2 separate regions of the Mus musculus genome follow, and region 1 is linked to region 2. A link is a contact called in ENCODE Hi-C or POLR2A ChIA-PET data. All regions are on one chromosome and are shown on one strand. The core of a region is the stretch at or near the end of the contact, and the rest is flanking DNA. Distances in the headings are between cores, read along the strand shown. Region 1 has its middle 9.3 kb from the start of Gm33315. Region 2 overlaps BB123696 (expressed sequence BB123696).

What was found. Hi-C counts contacts between places; a loop is a spot of excess contacts on that map. ChIA-PET counts read pairs that join two places held with the same protein, here RNA polymerase II (POLR2A).
Region 1: a map of gastrocnemius shows a loop between it and region 2 (11-fold over the local background). The contact joins two enhancer-like sites. A Hi-C loop is called at or near these places in 2 of 37 maps with a recorded cell type or tissue (gastrocnemius and v-Abl transformed pro-B cells). POLR2A ChIA-PET finds 5 or more read pairs at or near these places in 1 of 5 experiments (Patski).

The regions. Positions count from the first base shown.
Region 1 is chr13:52,817,543-52,822,498 of GRCm38, reverse strand. No RefSeq gene overlaps it. Among named protein-coding and RNA genes, the nearest start is that of Gm33315, 9.3 kb to the left of the region's middle. Within about 2 kb of position 3,490, at least 2 of the 3 ENCODE cell types and tissues checked have a DNase peak (open chromatin) inside an H3K27ac peak, as active enhancers do; they include gastrocnemius, where a contact is called at or near this core.
Region 2 is chr13:52,733,158-52,737,592 of GRCm38, reverse strand. All of the region lies in intron 1 of BB123696 (expressed sequence BB123696), which reads left to right. Among named protein-coding and RNA genes, the nearest start is that of BB123696, 22 kb to the left of the region's middle. Within about 2 kb of position 1,942, at least 1 of the 3 ENCODE cell types and tissues checked has a DNase peak (open chromatin) inside an H3K27ac peak, as active enhancers do; it is gastrocnemius, where a contact is called at or near this core.

The DNA of each region.
Region 1 (4,956 bases), core at 2,241-4,740, 83 kb before region 2:
TCTTGGAAAAGGTCAGCAGGAGACACACTAGCTACATTGTGTAGCCCCGGTACTCTGATCCCAGACACGTGCTCAGGAGCCTGTTACGCAACACAGCCCACAGCCTCAAGGCCATTTTGCACAAGTTTCTCCTTCCCATAAGTTTACAGCCTCCTGAGATCATTAGCTTGTGACATAATTCTCGCCCACAAACACGGGCCGCTCAAACAGAGCAGAAATTCCAAAATAAAGCACTTCAGAAATAGCTAAGCATTTTTTTTTTGGACTTTTTTTTTTTGTTTTTTAACCTTTCCTGCACGATTCACGACTGTTTTTTTAAAGCCACTGAGTGAAACAGAGAACCCTACTCAGGGGTTTCTTTTTTTCAGTGTGGGAGTTTGGTCCGCGAAGGTTCCTGTGGGAACTCTCTCTTCTGCAGTGTTTTGGTTTTACCTGTGTTCTAGCTTGCTGTTGAAAAGCCAGGTCTACCTCTCTGTCTGATAAGCTAACGACTAACACACAGTGGCTTTGGTGGACATTTTTCAGAGTCCTGAGGTGAGGCCTGACATGTTCCCACATACAGTGGAAAGTTACTGTGGTGGCTGTCACTGAGTCCAGGGGACCAGAGACGCAAAGTAAATGCCACGCTGTGGCAGGTTTTTAATGTTATCGAGGGAGTTTGGCCCGACACGATGATGTGTCAGGATTCTTTGTTGTGAATGGCACAAGTCCAAACAAAAGTAGCCTGGATCAAAGAAAACTGTCACTTGGCCAGCAACCCTCAGCAGGAAAGGGCAGGACCATGAGGACAGTAGAACCAGGCTCACAGGGCTGGAGGGACACCCTGCGTTTCCTGTCGTGCCTAACGACCAGGGTATAGCTTCATTCTCTGGTCCGGTTTTACAGCTTCCAGCCCACTGGAGAGTAGAACTCAGGTCCCTGGGTACAGAGGCAGTTTATTGACTCGGCAGTCTCCCAAGCACCACCACCTACCCCCGTTTTGTCTGTGTAGTTCTAAGGGTGGCCTTGGCTGACAGCAGAACCCGGAAGCCTCTGCAGCCTCCACCACAGGGAAATGGGAAGAAGGGGGCCTGGGTGTGTAAAGGCCTTTGGTCCAGCGAGAACCCAGATTAGCTAGAAGTTCTAGCCACTTTTGGAGAGGTCAGGCCAGCCATGGGGACAGGACCCAGTGGAGATGACAACCCCTGAATCAGAATGTTGGTGGTTGGGGACATGCGCAGACATGGTTTAGATTGACTGACTGGGGAGAGGGGGTACTTAGACCCAGCACCTGTGGTCCAGCTTTCCCACCCCTACTCTGTCTGCCCAACACCTTCCTCATGACAGGGATATTCCTCATGTCCTCATGTCTTCCTCATGACAGAAATGTTCCTCTTATGTCCCAGCGTCCCCACCAGAGAGAGTGGTATTATGTCCTCTCTGGATACCGGAAGAGGACATGGACCATGGCGGGTGGGGGTGACATGATGTCATGGGTAGCCCTAGTTGGACCCCTGCCCTAGGTCAGGAAGACAGTGTGGGGGACATCTGCCACCCTTAGCTGTGGTCATCAGTAGCCAAGTGGAATCTGGCAGGGTCCATCTAGGTTCCTGGATCTCTGAGTGATACACGCATTTCTCTGTTCACCTCTGTGATCAGTGTGTTCAAGTTCTCCAGTGGGCAGCTTTCGAACCCCAGGGAAGCCCTTGACTTGTCTGGTATCATTCCTGTTGCTACCAAGAGAAAAGTCTTTGACACACACACTCGCTGTCTGACACACACACTCGCTGTCTCCCGGTGGTTCAAGAGTGGTTCCAGAGTTTTTGCAAAGTTCTGATTTACCTGGCTGTAGGCAGTTTTATGTGTTCTCTCCAATGTCAGTGTTACTTATTATAAGCTCTTTGTGTGTGTGTGGGGGGGGGATGGGGGGGAGAAGGGGAGCCTGGAGAGAAGTTCTGGGACTTTCAGGGCAAGATGATCTGACCCAGCAAGTGAACTTCTGCTAATACCATGGCCTGTTTCCTAAATAAACTTCTGAGGAAGAGAACTCAAGGCTTCCTTTCTTCTGAACTGTTTGCATACCCTAAAGCTATGTGATGTGGGAAGTGCCCACGTCCCCTTTCCAGAGGCGGTGTCTTACCTCGAAGAACATGCTTTGTGCTAATCGGATTGGTTCTTTGGCTTGCTCTGGCCAAGGCTGGGTGGGGTTTGCAGGTGGAGAAGCAAGACCCTGCAATCCCAAAGGCCCTGGCTGCTTCCTGCCTCCTCCAGAGGGTTGCCCACTTCTCTCAGCTTCACAGCAAGTGAACACCGAGGGTTCCTACCTGCCTGGTACGTTGACCTGGCCCCACTGACAGCTAGTAATGGGGTTACACACTGACTTTTGAACCACCCTCTAGAGAGTTGCATTCTGGCTTCTCATAGCTGAAATGTTTGGCTGGAGAGTGAGGACAGCAAATATCCTTAGCTGAGGCTGACTATGTGCACCCACAGTGACCTATGAACTGGCTGCTCTGAAAGACCAGTGACAAATATCAAGCTGCTTCCAGGAACGAAAGCCCACTCGAGAAGTCATGTGCTTTTGGCAAAGACAAGCTCCACAGAGGACCCCAAAGCCCTTGGGCTTTCACCTGAGAATGACTCTTGTCCTGGCTTCCCCAAGAAGGGTGCATGCATGTGTGGTGCGTGCATGCATGTGTGTGTTATATGATGGGTGTGTGCATGCTCATGGATGTGTGCATGTGTGTGTGTTATGTGTATATAATGTGTACATGTGATAATGATGGGTGTGTGCATGCTCATGTATGTGTGCGTGTGAGTGGTGTGTGTGTGTGTAAGTGATGTGTTGTGTGTTTTGAGTGGTGTGTGTATGTGATGTGTACATGTTTGCATATGTGTGTTTGGAGCGTGTGGAATGTATGGCACGTGTGTGCCCACACAGGTGTGAATTGTGTACTGAGAGTGTGCATAATTTCCCTTCACAACTGTTTTGGAAAACAGGGCCAACACAACAACTAGAGGCTCCAGCATGGTGGTTCCTTGCTCAAGGGATCTTGTAATCACATGACTAACAGGAGGGGTTCTGGAGATGGCACGGGAGGCCAGTGATTGCCTGGTGGTGGCAAACTCCAGGGTTTCGAGACACCAGTGTCATGTCCTTGTTGCCTAAGGAGCCACTCGCAGGGATGGGTTTATTATCTGGGCTGTAAAGTCTTAAATGCCCAGCAGCAGCAGCAATTTAGTATATATACAGTCTTGTGTGTGTTAGCTTTCTAACCTGGAGGAGAAACACGGCATCATAGATGCAGGTTTTTCAAGAGGTGGACAGAGGTAAGTTTAGTGGAAGCTAAAAATGACCTAGACCTGTGGCCAGATGGGCAGGCCTGCCAGGCACTGAGATGTCCCACCCCCTACCATGCCCTCTCACCCGCATGCTACCTGCCCCCAGCCTGAAGAGCCCCACCTCTCAGGGGGACAGTCTGATTCTTCTAATGTTACCCATATGTCAGATTGCTGCCCTCCTGCTGTGTTTCAGGCCCTGCTGCCTTTCCAGAGAAGAGCATGAGTCACCACAGGGGCCAGAGAGGGAGGGAGGGGCCCCGGTCACCGGAAAAATAGAGTGGAGCAAGAGCCTTTTTATAGCTTTCTGAGTAGGCTTTCCTTTCCATAGGTTAATTTTTATCTGAACAACCCAGATAAGGTTGGATGGCCTTTTTACAAGAAAACTATTTAAATACAAGGGATTGTTTGGACAGCTTTTTAAAAGGCCAAGGGCATTTTCTTGCTTGCTTGTCTGTGTGTGTGTCTGTGTGTGTGTGTTTCAGTTTATAAATAGCATACATTGATAGTTAATGGCAATTTTCAATGCCATGTTTTAATGTAATTCCTTCAGCACTAACTTTGGAGCCCCCCAAACACAAAATTGTTCTTATCCCAAGGGACTGAAACCTTGCGAAGGTCAAGGGTTGCTAGCGCAGACCCTTTGAGACCCTGCCCTGTGTTCCAAACAGATGGTGATTTTTCACATCGAATGCTATTCTGGTGTACTGACTTAGGAAAATTATCTTAAAATAGACTTGAATGAGCAGAGCCTGCAAGAATAAGCTGTCAGCTTCTTTTTTACTCCTGGAAGGGGCGGGGGAGGGGGCAGGGAACAAAGCTGTCAGCGATTTCCACAAGTTGAGGAATCTGTGTACTTTCTTATTTTAGAGAAAGCTTTTTTTAGTGGGACTGTAATTGAGTCCCCTTACGTCGTTGGGTGTCAACAAATTACCATCTGTTCTGGAGATACTCAGTTGTGAAGCCCAGCCTTGCCAAATACCAAGGAGCAACTGCTCGCCACTGCGAGTGAGCTGGCTGAGCATCTGGACCATGGGAGTGTGGGCAAGCATCCAGCCTCCTTTACTCAGGTGTTCTGTGAGTTCTGGAACCTGAACTCTGCTAGCCCAGGACAGCCCAACCTTAGGGTCCTTGGGCAAGGAGAGGTTGACAGAGCCTGGAGCATCTTCACAGAGCATCATGTTGAGCAAGAAGCTAGATTTGGAGATGCTGGGCACACCGAAGCGAGAGGCGACCTCAGCCGAGTGGGTGGGGCCCTAGGCGAGTGAGTTCAATACATTGAGTTGCCATGGGGCAACATGCTGGATTTGGAGGGGATGCCAAAGTGCTCAGCTTTCTCCGAAAGGTGGTACCATCCCGCTCTTCAGATTCCAGGAACCAATCAGTCTTGGGTTGAAAATGGTTCTACCTATAGCAACACTGTAGACTTGGCCCATCACGTCTTCCTTAGATAGAATAGAGCATCTGTTTGCTCAGCATTCATACCCTCTGAAGTACTACAGGCCATCCGAATATGAGTTACGGCCTCCAGGAGGCTCCGCACAGGCTGCACATGCAAGGAGCTCGCACGCAATGATTTCTATACCTACAGACATGGTAAAGCCCGTTCTCCAGCAACACCGAGAGACATCTCAACTT
Region 2 (4,435 bases), core at 693-3,192:
CAGAGAACCGGGATCTCACGGAATGAATGCCTCTCGGGCCAGCACTTTTCTTTATCACAGAGCATGGGACAGTCCATCCAGGGGTGTTTCAGTGTCACCTTCCCCTTTTCCGGGAACCTCTTCCCAACCAGAAGCCATGTGCAGACTGTGTTCAAGCTGTATTCCTGGTTGAACGGCACAGAATTTCTTGTCATTGAGGGTTAAGCTCAAGCTCACTGTCCTGCCCAGGTCCCCATGGCCTTCTTAGTCCTGTAGTTTGAATCTATCCTCCATCGGATGGTAGCCTTTATTACCACTGGATGTATGCAATTCCCAGGCACTAAGATAACCCATCCAGTGTGTGCTGAATAGAAATCTATCATATGAGTAACGAATGGGAAATGTTGATTTATGCGGAGTCTAACTCAGTCCCACCTGCTGCTTCCTCTCCTGTTACCTTTGGGTTTTTTTTTTCTCTCAGGTGCCCTCTGTGATTAAGGGTCCGTTTCTTTCCTTTTTAAAGAGTTATTTTATTTTTAATTATTTATGTGCATATATGTATATATCTGTGGGTGGGTCTATGTGCACATGAGTGGGCAGTGCCTGCAGAGGCCAGAATAGGATGTCAGATACTGTGGGGTTGGAGTTACAGGCATTATAAACCATCCATTGTGGATCCTAAGAGCTGGCCTCAGGTCCTCTGCAAGCGCAGCAAGTGCTCGCAATGGCTGCTCTTTGCGCGTATATTACTATCGACTACACTACTATTCCCTTAGCTGCTCATAGGAGTTGGAGATCATCAGTGATTTGTAGCTGCTGAGGCATTCATAGGCTCCTACCCAGGCTTCTCAGCATCTCCCTAGGAATGTCTCACCCCAGAGTGTTCAGAGACAGGGATGCTGTGACTCAGGAAACTCCGGGACGGTGAAGGAAGAGCCTTGTAGTTGCAGGGGCTCCTCAGACTAATGGTGGACTCTCTGGAGCTTGTCACTGTGACTGAGACATGGAGAGTGCTTTGGTCAACCCATTGGCCACTTCTGAAAACACTGAGATCCACCCTACCTCCACTCCTCAGGCTTTTTCCTGGAACAGGCCCTGATCATTTAGAAAATGTCCTGTTTGTCTGTAAGCCAACACCCTCCCTCAGCACACCATGTTCCTGGACAACCAAGGTCTGGCAGGGTTTTCAAACTCCTGGGGACGTGCAGTCCGAGTTCTCTGAGCCGTTTTATGGCATGTCTCGGAACCCACGCCTAAGATCCTCGTGAGCCAGCATGAGAAGGCTTTTGGACGTCCATCCGCGTGGTTAGTGGCACTCCTCTGTTTATCCACCTTCAACCTTGGTAGGGAGCTGCAACCTGAGATCATTGTTGGGGGAAAGAAAGGGAGAAGGGTTATGCTGGCACCGAGCCCACTCAGTGATTTCACCCAGCAGGCCTCTTGCTCAACACGGTCTGCCTGAAGCTAGTCTTTGCTTATCCCCACCGCTGCTCCCAAGGCTTTGGAAAACACTCTTCGCTTTTCTGTACTGCGTGAAAGAGCATCTCTCAGCGTTCCACTGCCGTCCCTTGCTCGCACCCCTCCCTCTCCCACCCCCCATGGTCTGTTCATCATTCATCTGGAGCCGTCTCTCTGGTTCTCACCACTCCCTCTTCTGTGGGCATGTCGGTTGTTTTAAACAAAAAAAGAGAAGTGATCGCACAGTGTGCCTTTCTCGCTCAATATTTTATTGGGGGAAAAATTCCCCAACTGCTACTAAAGATCTTCAATATATCACTCCTCTTGGTTGTAAAGTATTTATTACAGTATTCTATCGTGGGCCATAATTTGCTTCACTAGCTCCTATTTTCTGACATTTAGGGTGTTGTAAAAATTATACCATCACAGTAATGCTACAGTGAACCTCATTTGATGTGAATCTTGGCACATCACCAAGATCATCTTGGCACGGGCTGATCAACACCCTCACTGGGTATAGAAGAGGATAAGAAGCAAGCCTTGTCCTGTTAAGCCACTGAAGCCAGGGGCTGTTTGGTACCAGCTGTGTCTCATGGTTGGCTAACAACGAGCCTGAAGAAGCTCCAACTTGGGAATCTACATACCAGCATTTCGGGGAGACCCAGGCTTGCTCTGCACCCACTCTTCTGTGCATTTCAGTATCACAGCCCCATTGGTCCAGGCCATGTGGCCCTGCCTGCCTGAAGACTGAATTAGTCCATGTGTCTATGGAACAGAGGCGAGCAAGCAGGTTGGTGGTGTCAATGTCCCTGGTGGATGAGGGTTTGGCTTTCGCTCATGATGCACGCCACAGAATTTTGGTAACATCTTGAAGAGTTTATAACTTGTAAATAGCTCTGCCCCACTGAGAAGCCTCAAACATCATTATCCTTACTGTTGACCTAAGGTCAATGTTGTTTCCTTGATGTTTGCTTGAACTGAACCTTAATTTGATTTGAAATTTTATATTGTTTGCTATCGTTGAGAGTAAGAATTTTTTCAGATGTGTTATTCATTTGATGTTTGTGTTATCTGTGGATATGTGTGCACCTGTGCCCAGTATCCTTCCTCAGGAGCCATCTTTTTTGTTGGTTTGGGACACAGTCTCTCACTGAGACCTGGAGCTCACTACATGGGCTGTGCTGGCTGGCCAGAGTGTCTCTGTCATCCCAGGGCTGGGATGACAAACTTACATTGCCACGTGGGTTCAGGGGATGGAGCGCAGGGTCCCATGGTTATGTGGCAAGCACTTTACAGGTTGATCTCTCTCTCCAGCCCCTTGCTTGTATCTTTTCAAAGTGATGCTGAACAGAATGGCGACCACAGAGCCATTTCCTAGTTTGGGAATGCCCAGGACATTTTCACAGACACTCTGGCACCCATGGTCAGGGAAGGTGAATGCCTCAGGAGAGCTCAATGGGGAATAGAGGGTACAGGGCACTCTCACATGGACGGGTATGGAATTCAGCACCTCCTCATGCCTGTGGCCTGCAGCGCTCATGCTGAAGACCTGAGAAGCAGCTCTCTCAGAGGGGGTGGCTCCTGTGGAAAAGCTCCATGGAGGGAGAGCAGACAGGTCTTAAGGCTGACTGGGAGCTAGAGGTGGCTCAACCGGTAAGTGTGCTTTCCCTTCCAGCATGAGGCTCTGAGTTCAAGTCCTTGGCATGCATGTCAGAGCCAGGTTTAACTCCAGAGCTGTGAAGGGTGGAAACAGGAGGATCTCTGGGGCTGGCTGACTGACCCTAGCTCCCTGTTTACTTGAAGACAATATTGTAGCGAATGATGAGGTAGGACACCTGGTCACTTTGGATCTCTGTGTACAGGCACAGGTTTGAGCTCTCTCTCTCTCTCTCTCTCTCTCTCTCTCTCTCTCTCTCTCTCTCACACACACACACACACACACACACACACACATACACACACACACACACACACACACACGATCAAAAGAATTAATGTTAGTACATATGGAATACGACAGCAAGAAATGCTGCCACAAGTCTTTATTTTTTTCACAGAGTTGCTAATCACAAGGTGATTTTTCTGACTGACTTTCTGGTTGTGAGGAAGTGTAAAATGCTCTCAGGGTGCCAGAGGTAAAGACACCAACTGTGCTCCTGTGTGCGTTCTACGCCCGTGGAGCCAACCATTGTGGGTAGGGAACGTTTGGTCAAGTCTGTGCCTCGATTATGTGCAGATCTTTCCCCTGTCACTTTGCCTAGGTGGCACGATTTATAAGCCATCCGTGTACTTACCTTCATTATGTGTGTGACAGAGAATGGAGGCATGGTGACAAGGCGTGCATAGTCTGCAACACTAAGCATTTTACAGACGACATTGGAGCATCTGTGGATTCTCAGGGGAGGGAGATACCGAAACCCAAGGCTATCAAAAGTAGACCTATCAAATACACATTAGAATGCAGCATGCGAGCACTGGGGCTGCTGGGATACAGCTGGGCCAGTTGTCTTAGTTAGGGCTTCTGTTGCTCTGATAAAGGCTCAAAAAAACCATTTTAGGGGGAAAGGGTTTATTTGGCTTACGTACTCTCAGTCACTGTCTACTGAAGGAAGGTAAGGCAAGAACCCGGAGGCAGAACCGAAGCAGAGACCGTGGAGGAACACTGCTCACTGACTTGGTCCCTACGGCTTGCTCAGCCTGCTTTCTTTCTTTTTTTCTTTTTTTTTTCTTCTTTTATGTTTTTCAAGACAGGGTTTCTCTGTGTAGCCCTGGCTGTTCTGGAACTCACTCTGTAGACCAGGCTGACCTCGAACTCAGAAATCTGCCTGCCTCTGCCTCCCGAGTGCTGGGATTAAAGGCGTGCTCAGCCTGCTTTCTTATTGAACCCAGGACCACCTGCCTGAGGGTATCACTGTCTGCAGTGAGCTGGGGCCTCCCACATTAATCATTAACCCAGGAAATGCCCTATAGACTTACCTGCAGGCAACTGATGGAGGTA